2 separate regions of the Homo sapiens genome follow, and region 1 is linked to region 2. A link is a loop called in an ENCODE intact Hi-C map of the cell type or tissue named here. Cell type or tissue: OCI-LY7. All regions are shown on one strand. Links, peaks and the distances in the headings refer to the core of each region. The heading gives the core; the rest is flanking DNA.

The links. Hi-C counts contacts between places; a loop is a spot of excess contacts. Peaks named below come from ENCODE experiments on the same cell type or tissue, not always from the same donor. Only the 100,000 strongest peaks of a DNase experiment are listed, where the experiment ranks them.
Region 1: it touches region 2 in a loop (2.1-fold over the local background); 4 of 110 quality-filtered maps call a loop at or near these places.

The regions. Positions count from the first base shown.
Region 1 is chr10:819,554-827,061 of GRCh38, forward strand. It overlaps LARP4B (La ribonucleoprotein 4B), which reads right to left. Exons shown (of 18, transcript NM_015155.3): 12 at 6,211-6,317; 13 at 5,512-5,763; 14 at 1,247-1,292. Among named protein-coding and RNA genes, the nearest start is that of LARP4B, 110 kb to the right of the region's middle. In OCI-LY7, for the core only: no CTCF peak of the experiment used is centred there; a DNase peak (open chromatin) is centred at 3,638; H3K27ac peaks cover 630 bases.
Region 2 is chr10:992,532-1,000,039 of GRCh38, forward strand. It overlaps GTPBP4 (GTP binding protein 4), which reads left to right. Exons shown (of 17, transcript NM_012341.3): 2 at 1-128; 3 at 3,398-3,501; 4 at 3,575-3,711; 5 at 4,677-4,777; 6 at 6,472-6,564. Among named protein-coding and RNA genes, the nearest start is that of GTPBP4, 7.9 kb to the left of the region's middle. In OCI-LY7, for the core only: no CTCF peak of the experiment used is centred there; no DNase peak of the experiment used is centred there.

The sequences.
Region 1 (7,508 bases), core at 1,351-6,350, 170 kb before region 2:
CCGAAGCTTCAAAGCAGGTCACAGTCATGAACACATGCATCAGGAATGCAAGGCAAAACAGAACGGAAGAGAAATGGCTGTGGGAAAACATCACGGCAGGCACAACAGTGCCCTGTGTTTAGATGCTTGACTTGTTAGTCCAAATGGTCACAGGAATTCACTAATTCCAATTGCAATTAACTGGTAAAAACTGCCTTACCAACTAGTTAAACAAAAACTAGACTAAGCCGACCTCATGAAAGGCACAATTTCTGAGTTCTAAACAGAGATTGTATCTTTTGTGATGAGAAAGCACCTGTGTGATGGCTTGAGGGGCTGGACCAGGATTTGTCCAGGTCTCCTCCAGCATTCCTTGTATGGAATTCCACATCTGCAAGCCCATGGAGGCATCCCTCCCATCTTCGTGGGTACTGCTAACTGCCACCTTGCTGTCCCACTACTGGTTCGTGGGTACTGCTAACTGCCACCGTGCCATCCCTCCCATCTTCGTGGGTACTGCTAACACTGCCACCGTACCGTCCCACCACTGGTTCATGGGTACTGCTAACTGCCACCGTGCCATCCCTCCCATCTTTGTGGGTACTGCTAACTGCCACCGTGCCATCCCACCACTGGCTGTGGAGAAGTCCATGCCATCCTCCACTAAAGACCAGCACAAACATTTTCCACAGGAGAAACTCTGATTAATCAACCCAAGCAAAAATCACCATGTCTCATGTACTTACCGCCACAAAAACCTATCACTTATGTTTGGGTCTGTCCTGCCAGTAAGTTATAGCAGAAGGAGATAATGCTTTCTACACAGTGGGAGAGTATTCGAAAGTTTTGAAGGAAAAACACCGACAAACAAATTGCTCCGTGGAAGATGCTTACTCTGCTCATTGAAATGAATGGCTCCAGTCATTTCAGACTCTCCGGTACAGCTGCCACACAGAAGAGCTCACGTGCACACCCGTGTGTAGGCTGCAGTGCATGCGACAGCAAGTTCCTGGCCATGCCTGTGCCACAGCACAACACGCCTGTGCACTGTGGAGTCCTGTGCAGCACATCGCTATTTCCAAAACCTCTACAGTTGCTTCCTCCTAGGCCAGCCAGGGTGTCAGTTATTACTTAGTGGATTTCACGTTACAAGTCTTTTGAAATGCTCATTCTTGTGCCTTAACCTTAATCCATTTAATTAAATCTCAGGTTTGGTATAAATTAGATTTAAATGTCTTGTGAAGAGGTATATGCTTTATGTACTCACTGTAAACTTCTCCTCCCTTTTCTTCCGGTAGCCAAAGGAATTCTTCCTAGAGGAGTGGAAAGTGAAAGACTGTTATTTTTTTCCCACTTGGAGAATTTATTATTGAGCACGTTTGCACTCACATAATCAAAGTACACATCAATTCAGTCTTTATCACTTTGAAACCTTTCAAAGATGACTTTCAATTCTAAAATCCCAACTTCAGGAAGCGTAAGCAGAACAACACAAAGTTGACAGCAAGGGACTAACGTGGAAGTCCAGGCAAGTGATAAAGAACAGAAGAAAACACTGACTGAAACCAACTCCCTGGTGCCTCCTTGGGATGTCTGTTAAGACATGAGTACTGAACATCCACTGGGTGGAAATGACAAGACACATAAAATCTGAGACTGAGCTCCATCAATGAGTTGTTTAAAATGGTGGTGAGAATTTTCCCGGCGCAGATTTGCTTTACATCAGATTTAAAAGACCCCAAATACCGCGTCCCATCCCTTCCTCTGCCCTCTCAGCTTCCTCCACTACTGCCTCAATGGCTGACCCCTTCCCACGAAAACCACACAAGGACCTCTGTGCCCCAAAGACTTCCTGCCCTCGCCTCCCAGCCTCAGGAACCACATTCTGGACCTCCCCATGCAGGCAGCAAGGCCACGCCACACACGCAGTTGATAACCACAGGACAGACACTGATTAAGTGGTGACTTCACGTGGAGACCTAGGACTCTAGGATGGCCAAGACATTCCCATTTCCCTGGACAGGTTATGTGGTCTAACAAGTCACATGACACACATTCATCTCAATGGATAATTTAATGGAATGCAAAGACTCCCCCAAGGGCCTTGTATTACATAACCTGGAAAGGAGTTAAGAAATAGTCTTGACTAATTCCTTCATTTACAGAAAACCAAAAACTAGTCTTGCCTAAGATGGCCTAACAGTGGAAAACTCTGTGGAACCTTGGGCCAAACCCTCTAGGGCAAGGACGGCACAAACCTTTAGGATTCTGGAGCAAATCCCTATTATCTCCTACAGAAAACTTTCTGGAAATAGCTCCTGGCTTTCTACTGGTGCCTTGCGGAGACTGCAGGCCAGACTATGGGACATGGATGAGTACTGAGCCACAGGTGGGGCATGAGTCCTGACAACCCAACCTCCTGTAGGAACAGGGGGCTTGGTGCTCCTTGTCCTGGATCCATGCCTGTGGCCTCACAGGGAGAGAGGGTCCTGGGCCTGCATTATGGACAGCCACCCCAGTACACACCTGGCTCAGCACCACTCCCTAATAGGGGGTGCTCCCAAAACCCAGGGAGCTGAACTCCTACTCCGCTGCGCCAGGATTCAGAAGTAGTGGAAAGGTGGGGCTACAATGACCCATGAGCAGAGCTAGGGATGCAACCAGATGAGAGTCTTCAGTGGGACAGGACTCAACTGGCCCTGGGGACCTGGGAGGGGTGTGAGACGGATGGTGTCAGCACCTGCTTGCCCAGAGGCATTGCCCTGAGCGCTGGACAGAGGGACAGCAGCCACATGGGCAGAGGACATCCCGCAGGGCTCGGCACAGGGCATCCCTCCGCCAAGGGCAGCCTGCTCGTCACTACCGGCTGGGACGCAGGGGCACCCATCCCTTGGAACACAGCGGTGTCCAGGACACAGACCTGCCTGCCATGGGGTCCTATCCCAGTCACCATCAGTGGGCCCAGCCAACACTCCCCCACACCCTCACTGGGCTCCACGTAACCCGTGTCAGACCCAGAAGCCCACCTGCAGCCGTAGAACACTGTCAGCTGTCAGTGCCCATCATGCAGAGAGCAGGTTGGCTGAGCCAAGGCTCAGTGACAGGGCCATGGTGGGTTACAGCTCACAAGGGGTAGCAAGGGACCCAGGGTGGTCCCAGCACCATAGAGGAAACATCACTGTGACACCCGCGACTCTGAATGCAGTGGTGTGAAGGCCTGAGACCCTGAAGAGGTGTGCTTCCCCCAGCTGATCCTAACAGTAGCTCCACCAAGGCAGCCACCTGGCGCCTGGGGCTCCTCATGCCATTCAACCCAGCTGGGCCGTGCCCTGCCATGGCCGCCATGCAAGGGTAGGGACATGTGTCTGGACTCTGGTAAGGGGTTCTCCAGGACATCTTAGCACTTTGGTCCAATAGAGAAAGTTAATGGAAACAAAACAAACCCTCCCAAAAAGGGGAGGTGGAGGCATGGCTGCTGTGGATCAGGTTCTCAGGGCAAGCAAGGCCTGGCACACCTCCCTGCAAAACAGCACAAGCTCTTTCTCAAGACAGAGGGAAGGAGGAGGTTACGAAGGTCAGCTCTGGCTTCAGAACCCATCGCAGAAACAGGCTGCAGGAGTTGCATGCGCTTTCCCTGCCCACCACTTCCTAAACCACTCCCTAAACCACTGGTGCGTGCTTCCTAAACCACTCCCTGCCCACCGTGCCCATGCTGGTGTGCGCTTCCTAAACCACTCCCTGCCGCAGTGCTCAGGTCTCAGGTGGGAGGACAGTTGTCCTCCCTTGGTGGGGAGAGAGAGGGTCTCCATTGGTGCAAGATCTGCATCTGTCAGGCAAAAGCATAAACTTGTTACAGTTGCATTTGGAAGTTCAAGTATTGTTGAAGGGTATCCTGGGTAGACCACATTCGTCAGCAAGCTTTGGACTCTCAGCTTCAAAGCCACCTGTATACATTTTGTGAGGTAGCTGGAATTCAACAAGCCCCACTTTCATTTGCCAGGAAACTCCTTGTGACGCTCGTATGAACAAGGCACACTGAAGAGCACAGGAGGCTGAGGCCGGGGGGCCTTGTCCATCTAGTCTGCCTCCTTCCACACCGTGCCCACAATTGATGCCCCTCAGAGGGAGCCACATGGCCTTGATGAGTAGGGCTCTGTCCCAAGTCTGAGCCCCAGCTCTGCAACCCTCCTCCCTCCAAGCGTCTGGGTCTTAAGAACCCCAAACTGAGACCCAGGGCTAGCAACTGCTCCCTGAAGTCACTGACTCTCCATGACACGGTGGGCCCCTTTTGGCTTTGCATCTCCAAGGCCTGTTGAGCCAACCTGATGCCATGTTTCCTGTGAGACACAGGCCAGTGCCAGCTCTCCCAGACCATGGTGCCTTCCAATGCCACTGCACAATCCCTGCAGGAACTCCTATGTGCTCATTGAATCATTATGGGCAGGAATGAGATGCTTCTGATGCCTCTTCATGTTGAATTCTCACTGCACAGAGGGTGTGCACTGTGGCAGGCAGGAAGAGGAGCTTGCACGTCAGGGATGGTGCTGTACACATTGTATATAGAACACCCTGAAAAAGCTCAGGTATTTGAGTCACTTGTTTGTCACTTATGAGAGGAAAATCCTGACGGTCCTTACCAAGGCAAGGACTGAGAAGATCAACTGGCCTTATCAACAATGGGCAGGTGCGGTGGCTCATGCCTGTAATCCCACCACTATGGAAGGCTGAGGCAGGAGGATGGCTCTAGGCCAGGAGTTCAAGACCAGCCTGGGCAACACAGCGAGATCCTGTCTCTACAAAATATTTAAAAACTAGCCAGGCATGGTGGTGTGCATTTGAAGTCCTAGCTTCTCAGCATGCTGAGGCAATAGGATTGCTTGAACCCAGAAGTTCAAGGCTGTAGTGAGCCATGATCATGCCAACGTACCCCAGCCTGGGCAACGGAGTGAGACCCTGTCTTAAAAACAAACAAACAAACAAACAAACAAACAAAAACCTACTACAGGATTGATGCCAAAAAAATGTTAAACAAAACCAAAAATGGTGGGCAGGAAGCACAGCTAAGACCCGTCCTGGCTAGTCTCAACCCTCCAATGAGATGAGACTGCAATGCTGATCTGCCTGGTTACCCGCTCCAGGCTCCACCTGCAGTGCCTGGTGCACACCCAGCTGGAGGGCGCCAGGCCAGCAGCCATGGGGCAGAGCCTGGACACCGCCCTTGCAGAGGGGCCTGGTGAGCCAGGGGTGCTGCCAAGAGGAGACTGCAGGCACATGGGATGGAGTCTATGGCTATTGAGCTCCAGTGTTTCTACAAATAATGATCTAAAACAACTACAGTTCTCACTGAACCATTTCATATTCCAAAAAAGATGAAGCCATTTAAGTCTTAGCAATTATATAAAACCCTTATGTTTATAGCCTTCAGTTAGATTTTCTGTGACATATTTAAAGACAATTACAAAACATATCTAAATTAAATAATTTTTAAAATATTAGTTTATGATGTTACACAGTAACTGCTCAACAACTCACCTTCCCCTCCCTAAACCAGGAGAGGATTCGAGACTGCCTGGCTCCACACGCCCAGGCCCAGCCTCTCTCTTGGCATATGCTGAAGGGTTTTGAATCCGTGTTCTAGTTTGACCTGCTTGCCTTGTTTGTGGACTCCGGACACCATTAATTAATCGATCTGCAGTGAAGTTAAATATTGAAGGACTTTCTAATAACCCAGGTCCCCTCTCTGCACTAGGAATCGCATGCCGCAGATGAGATTTACTAGGATTCCTGTAAATAAAAATGGTTTTATGTGTTGAGTTATAAAATGATCAAGGCATTACATAACATGCATACTGACATGGAATAGCTAAGCTGAAATCTGCTCTCTGTTTAATAAAGTATAAAAATAGGATTTGGAATGGTTAACTCCTAACATATAGGATAATGCAAATCTATTAACAATGTGCCACAATTCTGCTTAGCTGTTTTTCAGTCCAGGCCCAAATTAAAATCAGGCACACCTGATGTGTACAAGTTGCCCCAAAGCCTCCTCTCAGAGAATCTGAGGCGGGCACCCATGCCAGATTGTAGTGCTTAGTCTTTACAGAATGCAGCTGTGTGCTTCAGGTGGCTCTGTCTGCGAGGAGCAGGACTAGTGATCAAAGCTCTCTCATCCCAACTCCGGAAGGGCAGTAGCGTAAAGACCAAAACTGCTAAGACCGCCCCGGAACTTGCCTGCTTCGAGGAGGATACTGTCTGAGAGAAGTCAGAGGAGACGCCGCAGGCTTGAACGCTGGAGACGTAAACCCATTTATAAATCCAGTATTTGGAAATGGAGTTACCTAGATTCATTTGAAAACAGACAAGTAAATAAACCATAAAACAGACTTCAATTTCATTAATACCAACAAATCTGTGGAAACTGAGGGCATTTCTTGATGTTGTCAGAGTCATGACCCATGCTGAGACATGTATTTTACAATTTTATCACCAATGGGTGCTGTTTAGAAGTAGGCTGGAGCTTTTGTGCATCCTTTCAGCCAATCCTTACAACAATCCAGCGAGGAGAACTGACACATGCGGAAGCAGGCACTGAGAGGAAAGACGTGGTCAAGAGCGCATGGGCTCCAACAAGTGTTGTAACCTTTAGCATGTCAGTCTGATACGACCTCCATCACTGGCAGGAAGTCAACAGTTCTTGATTCCTGATGGCTTTAATACAACTCATCAACATTCTCAATCTTAGGAGCACCTGCACACCCACTGCTGCTCACTCGGCTTCATCCAACCACAGCCTGACAGGGCCTTTACCTTTACCCCGACACAAGTCCTGCTCTGCAGATCAGGGTATTTTCAGATCATCATTATTCCCCAAGTCACAAGGTAAGTATGGCATGCAAATATACTAACATAAGATTCAGAAGAAATTAGAAAGGGTCACAGAACCCCTAAAAGATCTTAAGTAGTTAAAAATATTGAGCATAGAATTTTAAGTATCGGCCAACTATTTTTAAAATCTAGACACATACAAAAATAAGATAAAACTTATTGTTAAAACAGTTCCTTTAAAAACAAACAAACAAACAAAACTCAAGACCATTCATTCTAATTCTCTGGCTTCTGGACCCATGGTTTCCAATACGTTCTGCATCACTGATATCTCGCTCCTTATGCTCCTGACACAGGGCACTTAGTTCCTGAGGGCCTTCCAGTCCACACCCTCAATGTCACTAAAGTGACAGAGATACGCATAGAGCCCTCCTTGTTTGGAGGAAGAGAGAAAGGAAAGGAAAAAAGCAAGTAATTCTCCTTAATTAGAGCTAACTGGAAGATATAACAGAAAAAGAATATTATAGCTTAGGACTAAAATAAAATCATACAAAAGGGAAGTTAGAATCTTCAATTTGCTACTTGAGAAACTCTTCACTCTGTAAGAATCGGACTTTTTAAAATACATCACACATGGCCGGGCGCAGTGGCTCATGCCTATAACCCCAGCACTTTGGGAGGCCAAGGGGGGGCGGATCAAAAGG
Region 2 (7,508 bases), core at 255-5,254:
CAACCGTTATTCATAAACATTACCAAATACATCGCATTAGACATTTTTACATGAGAAAAGTCAAATTTACTCAACAGAATTACCATGATAGACTTTCACAAATTCTAACAGATTTCCCCAAATTGGATGTAAGTGACTTAGGGGACTTCTGTGGTTATGTAAATACGGGCTTTCAGAGAACCAGTGTTTAACCAGTTTGGTGTACTCATTTGACAGAAAAGGAAACAAAATAATTGACTTAGGTTACTCAGTAAGTTAGTGGCAAAGAACTAATTTGTTGAATTTATAAAAGTGAGAACAGAATTTGGGTTTTTTGATTCCCTAGTATTCTTTCTTTCCTCCAACCAAAACCCATCTAAGGAGGCCCCAAGCTGTCTTCTCAGGCTTTCTGTGTAAACCCTGGGCTTGCAGGTGCCAACCCAAGTGTTAATGATAGCTGTGGGTTATGAACACAGAAGCTAGCAGCTCACTGGTTGTCTGGGCTTTATCTCTTCCACCTTCTTTCCAAGGGTTTTTTTTTTCCTCTGGGCTCAGCTTGGGTCAGTGGTGTAAGATCCACCACTGTTTGTGATCTTGTTGCTTCATCAGCTGATGACAGTCAGTTCAGCACTGACTGTTTTCTTCTTTGGCAAGGAGAGATCACATGGGAGCTATGACTTTTGAATGAAGCCAGAAACCTTGAGCTCCTTTCTCTGCTGCACATTGCAGTTTGCCTGTTTCTTTTTTTCTCTTTTTTTTGGAGACTGAGTCTCACTCTGTTGCCCAGGCTGGAGTGCAGTGGCGTGATCTCAGCCCGCTGAAATCTCTACCTCCTGGATTCAAGCAATTCTTGTGCTTCAGCCTCCCGCGTAGCTGGGATTACAGGTGCATAACCACGCCTAATTTTTGTATTTTTAGTAGAAATGGGGTTTCACCATGTTGGCCAGGCTGGTCTTGAACTCCTGACCTCAAATGATCTACCTGCCTCAGCCTCCCAAAGTGCTGGGATTACAGGCGTGAGCCACCACGCCTGGCCTGCCTGTTTCTTTAGCTGTAGAAAAGCAAGAGCAGAAACTGCCTGGCAAACTAACAAAGCCTTATGACACCATGTGTGGGGTAATGTGGTTGCAAGGTTAATTGAGGTTGTGAAGGGCGTGGGGATCAGCAGTATAGTCTCAAAGCCTAAATCTGCCGTTGCCCCAGAATAGTCCCTGAAGGCAGGTGTAGGCAGAGAGAAATGTTTGGCTTCTGTGACAGTACTTCATATTTAAACAAGTTATAATGGCTTTTTTTTTTTAAGCCAGAGTATCACAATCTCAGCTCCCTGCAACCTCCACCTCCCAGGTTCAAGCGATTCTCCTGCCTCAGCCTCCCAAGTAGCTGGGATTACAGGTGCCCGCCACCACGCCCGGCTAGTTTTGTATTTTTAGTAGAGACAGGGTTTCACCATGTTGGCCAGGCTTGTCTCGAACTCCTGACCTCAGGTGATCCGCCTGCCTTGGCCTCCCAAAGTGCTGGGATTACAGGTGTGAGCCACTGCACCTGTCCAATAATGGCTTATTTTTAAAATACAGAAGTGCTTAAAATACAAAAATTCTTGCTAGAGGACGGACACTTAGGTTGTGTCTAGCTAGGATTTGACACAGTTGCTCAGTAGATGTTTGTTGAATGAGTGAATGGTTTCTTGGGAAAGGTCAGGTACTAGAGAGTACCTGGGGGTGAAGAAAGTGATTTAAGAATGAGATTTTTGTTTGTTTGTTTGTTTGTTTGTTTGTTTTGAGACAGTCTTGCTCTGTTGCCCAGGCTGGAGTAAAATGGCGTGATCTCAGCTCACTGTAACCTCTTCCTCCCAGGTTCAAGCGATTCTCCCACCTCAGCCTCCCGAGTAGCTGGGATTACAGGCATGTGCGACTATACCCGGCTAATTTTTGTGTTTTTTTAGTAGAGACGAGGTTTCTCCATGTTGGCCAGGCTGGTCTCGAACTCCTGACCTCAGGTGATCCGCCTGCCTTGGCCTCCCAAAGTGCTGGGATTACAGACATAAGCCACAGTGCCTGGCCAAGAATGAGATTATTCTTAACTGATTTGATATTAGGAAATATTTGATTTTAGCCAACAACATACTTTGATCTACTTAGTATCAGATTTTTGTGGTTCTTTTTAAGAAGTTTTGTCTTTTTCATCCTCAGTGTTATAGCCATCAGAGGTAGGAGAGTTCAAATGTATTAACATTCTATTACTCTTTTTAAAGCCAGGACTAGTTATCTGAGAACAGCTTCAGAGTGGAGGGTTAGATATTAAGTTGTCATTCACTGAATGCTTATTGTCTGTCAGGTACTGTTCTGAGTCCTAGGAATCCAGAAGTGGTAAAGGTTCCTGCTCTCATTCTGGTGGAGAAAAGATAGTAAATAGCATGTCAGATGAATGCAGTGAAGCCATGGAAGGGAGTAGGGAGTATCTGTGCGGGGAGAGGGTGTCAGGCCTGTAGTCAAAGAAGCAGCAGGTGCAGGAGACCCAGGAGGTGGGGCAGGCTAGGGAGGTGAACACTGGGACATGGGATTGGAGGTGGTAGTCAAGGGTCGAGTTTATATGCACTGGTGAGATATCTCAGGAGATGCTGGCCTGGTGATTTAAAATGCATTAGTAAAATGTAGACGACATTTAAATCTATCTGAGATCACCTTGGAAGGGAATGTAGGAAGAAGGGTGCTGTGGGGAGCATGAATGTTTGGGGTAGAGCTGTGAGCACTAGCCAGCACAGGACTTAGAGGGGTCAGACTCTCCACCTAGAAGCTGTGAGGAAAATACCGCAGGCAGGATGCATGGCCAGCCCGCAGCGTTTCAAGAGGTCTGTGAGATAAAAACTGAGAATTGGTCATTGGGAGGTCCTTGGTGAGCTTGTAGGCTGTTTAGATGGAGTGGTGGACACAGAATTCTGGAGAGAGTGGGTTCAAGAGAGGGAGGAGAGGAGAGACACAGTGTGTCTTGGGAGCAAAGAGAGGGAATTGGAAGGATTTTGGGGCTATGGGAATTTTTGATTTTTTTTCCTAAAGATTGAGAAATAACAGCAAATTTTTAGGCTGATGGGAATAGTCAGGTGGAGGGAAGAATTTCTAGTGCTGAGTTCCTGAGCAACAGGAAGGGTACATGCAGGGTCGGGGGCTGGTCATTGCTGGGTCCCACAGCTCTACCACTGCACTGAGAGCGAGGTGGGTGGGAGCCGTGACTGTCGGCACCCGCATCCCTTCTGATGCCTGTTTTCTCAGAGGACTAAATAGACAGGGCCCCTGGCCAGGAGAGGGAACTGGGGAGGAGACACTGCAGGCGTGGAGGGAGAGGGAAAGAAATTGTTCTTCAAGTGGTAGGGATGAAAAACTGCTGGCCCCAAGTGACCGTGGTGTGCTTTTGTTTGTTACAGGATATTCATCCGTTCTATGCTGATTTGATGAATATTCTCTACGACAAGGATCATTACAAGTTGGCTCTGGGGCAAATAAATATTGCCAAAAATTTAGTGGACAAGTAAGGTACTTTTTTCTGTAGTGTCTTTTAAGTTATCGAAAGTGGAAAAAATAATATTTTTTATTTTTTACAGTGTTGCTAAAGATTATGTGCGACTGATGAAGTATGGCGACTCTCTCTACCGCTGCAAACAGCTGAAGCGTGCGGCCCTGGGACGGATGTGCACAGTGATCAAGAGGCAGAAGCAGAGTTTGGAGTATTTGGAGCAAGGTGCTTGTCACGCATCCGCGGGAACCGTGCTAGCATCCTGCTGAGAGGATGCGTCCTTGTTGAGGACTTGAGATGTCTGTTTTTCTTGTATTTTGGAGATGACAGGGTCAGTTATTCTTCCTAGCTTTACCTATGAGAAACAGTAATAGGCTGGTTTTTATTGAAAATAAATACTTACAAATCAATAGCACTGATAAGAAAATTTATATATTTCATATTTAATAGGTAAGGCATACACAAAAAAGTCACGAGAAAATACTGAAAAGTATAAAAACTAAGGTGGCTCATAGTTTATTATTGACTTTTTTATTTTTAAAAACACTTGTATTTAATAGGACTTTCTGAATTAATGTACTAGGATTCTGTTGAAACAATTACTTGCTTATTGTGTGTATTCTTACATGACAAATTATTTTGACTCATTCGGTTTTGTTTTCTCTCCTGCATCTTAGAAATAATTTTTAACAAAATTTGTGATACTTGGATGCCTTGCAGGTGCTTTGCTACAGATCTGTGTGGTCTTCATGATGGCCGGGGTGCCACCCTGGAGCCGTGTTTGTTACAGACGAGGTGGCAGAGTGGCAGTAACCCATGTTGTAGCCCAAACGGCATGGCCTGCAGGCTTCAAAGTGCACTGGTTCCCTAATGTCATCTTGCTAATGAGAATTGTCTGGACACTGCCAGACATGCTGTTGGCCCCACCTGTCACCTAATGAATTAAAACGTGGGCTTAGAAGGGCTGAGGAATATGATTCTTACCAGAGCCAAACTTGGGAGATAGCAATTGAATATACTATGTGTATACTATTACTTTCTGCAACTATTTTCTCCATCACTTTTGCATTACAAAAGTTGGAGTAAGATGAATATCACCATAGGCCTGGACTGTAACTAAGTTGAAAAGAAAATTTAAAGCAAATCTTAAACTTTGAATTTCTTAATTTTTCAATTTGAACTTTTCCTAGTGCGTCAGCATTTATCCCGTTTGCCAACCATTGATCCGAATACCAGGACCCTGCTTTTGTGTGGGTACCCAAATGTTGGGAAGTCCAGCTTCATCAACAAGGTTGGTCTGGTTTTTATCGTAAAGCAAATCATCTGACTATTTTACGTCAGTGTTACTGTATTCTGGCGGCGTGGGATTCAGGATGGCCTTGTAGGTCAGTGTTAACTGTATTCTGACTGCGTGGGATTCAGGACGGCCTTGGTAATAATTTCGGCCTCCGAGTTGGTCCTTGAGTAAAACACTGCCCTGGTCTGCAGGAGTTCCCGGTGCCTGAGCACGCCGAGCTCCTCTTGGTGAGGATTTACTTTGTCTGTATCTACATTTATATTACTATTACAGAAGCCATTACTTTTTGTTCTTGTGTGTGTCCTATAATTTCTAAGGAATTTGAGACATGTAAGTGCATTTTTGTTGACAACTGGGGAGGTTTTCTTGGGTGTTGTTGGCCTGTCCTGGAGTGGCTATGCCAGCGGGGCTCCGGTGGCAGGTGACACTCACCCAGCTGGGGTCTTCCCGTCTGCAGCTGCATCTGAGTGATCTGTTACCTTGGTTGCTGTGTCAGCTTTCACATGAAATCGTATGTGGTCTAGTAGAGGGACGGTGCCGAGTCGCTCTTTCCCTGGGTGAGCTCACTGACTAGGATAAGTGTAACATTTAAGGGACTCGGTCATTTGTTGCTTCAGGAAAGTTTGGCTGAGTTTCAGGGACTCAGGAAGAGGCAAAGCAACATTTAAAATGTGAATTTACAACCAGCAACAGCTCATGTGCCAAGAAAATGGTCAAATTTTATGGCTTACTCAGTGCCAAGATCACTTTATTTTTAATTAAAAAAATTTTTTTCTTTCTTTTTGTTGAAACTTTTTCTTTTTGAGACAGGGTCTCGCTCTGTTGCCCAGGCTGAAGTGCAGTGGTGCAGACATGGCTCGCTGCAGCCTCAACCTTCCGGGCCCAAACAGTCCTCCCACCTCAGCCACCCAAGTAGCTGGGACCACAGGTGCACGCCACCGCACCTGTTTAATTTTTTTATTTTTTGTGGAGATGGAGTCTCACTGTGTTCCCCAGGCTGATCTCAAACTCCCGAGCTCAAGCCATCCTCCTGCCTCAGCCTCCTGAAGTGCTGGGATTACAGGCATGAATCACTCCACCCTACCTTAAGATCACTTTTGCTTTGAAATAGATTTGTGAGTTTTATTTTGTCTACAGGTTGCTGTGACATGGTGACCAGCAAAGCTCTGCAGGGTCCTTGCTGATTTTTCAAATGCTTGTCAGCTCTGAACCTGCCCTGAGCTCTGAGCCAGTGCTCTGTGGCCGATTTGGTGGCCACTGCACTGGGTGGCTTTTTAAATTGCAGTTTAATTCAGCAAAATGAAAATTTCAACTCCTCAGTCACATGAGCCACATACTGAAAGTTCATTAGCAGTGCATGACTGGTGGCCCGGTTTGGACAGTGCAGACAGAACATGCCTGTCATCATAAAGAGCTCTGCGGGCATTGCAGGCGGTGGGGCAGGACTTGGGAGGGTGAGGGGAGGTGGTGGCTGTCCTCCAAATGCCAGCCCTCACGCTGTCCTAGTACCCCAGTCCTTGGCCTGGTGGTGCAAAGGGAGAGGTACCAGGCTCCTATTCGATGCAGTTTTATCGTGTGAGGTTTCTTCTATGGTTATTTCCTACCCAAAATCAGTCTTGTTAAAACACACAGATCCCACGTGTACACAGAGGAAATGAGGTGATTCTGAAAGTTCTCACTTGTTCCAGGTGACGAGAGCAGACGTGGATGTCCAGCCCTATGCGTTCACAACCAAGTCTCTGTTTGTTGGGCACATGGATTATAAGTATCTACGTTGGCAGGTGAGAGTCTTGTCTTTATTTTTATTCATTTATTTATTTTGAGTTGGAGTTTCACTCTTGTTGCCCAGGCTGGAGTGCAGTGGCATGATCTCAGTCCACTGCAACCTTCACCTCCCAGGTTCAAGTGATTCTCCTGCCTCAGCCTTTCGAGTAGCAGGGATTACAGGTGCACACCACCACGACCGGCCAATTTTTGTGTTTTTTTAGTAGAGAGGGGGTTTCACCATGTTGGCCAGGCTGGTCTTGAACTCCTGACTTCAGGTGATCTGCCCGCCTTGGCCTCCCAAAGTGCTAGGATTACAGGTGTGAGTCACACTGCACCTGGCAAGAGTCTTGTCTTTAAACAGAACAAATATCTTGGTTTATCAAGAACTTGAAATTTCTCCATCATCATAAAGAAAACTCATCTGAGCTCTTGGGATGCATAAGAACAGGTCGCATGTCTCTGATATAATTCAGGGGAGGCAGCCAGCTGCCAGTGTGGATTTCTGCATTTTCTTAACATAAAATGAAATTATCTTTGTGTCATTTCTAACTCTGTTATCAGAAATGGCATATATACAGTTTAAAAGCGTGAAGCAGGCTGGGCACAGTGATTCACGCCTGTAATCCCAACACTTTGGGAGGCCAAGGCAGGCAGCTAACCTGAGGTCAGAAGTTCGAGATTGGCCTGGCCAACATGGCGAAACCCCATCTCTACTAAAAATACAAAAATTAGCTGGACGTGGTGGTGGGTGCCTGTAATCCCAGCTACTTGGAAGGCTGAGGCTGGAGAATCGCTTGAACCCAGAAGACAGGGGTTGCAGTGAGCCGAGATTGTGCCATTGCACTCCAGCCTGGGCGACAGGAGCGAAACTCTGTCTCAAAAAAAATAAATAAATACAAAGCAAGAAGCAATGTTTCCACACTCTAATTTTGTAAATTGTGAAGAAAGTAATTCCTAA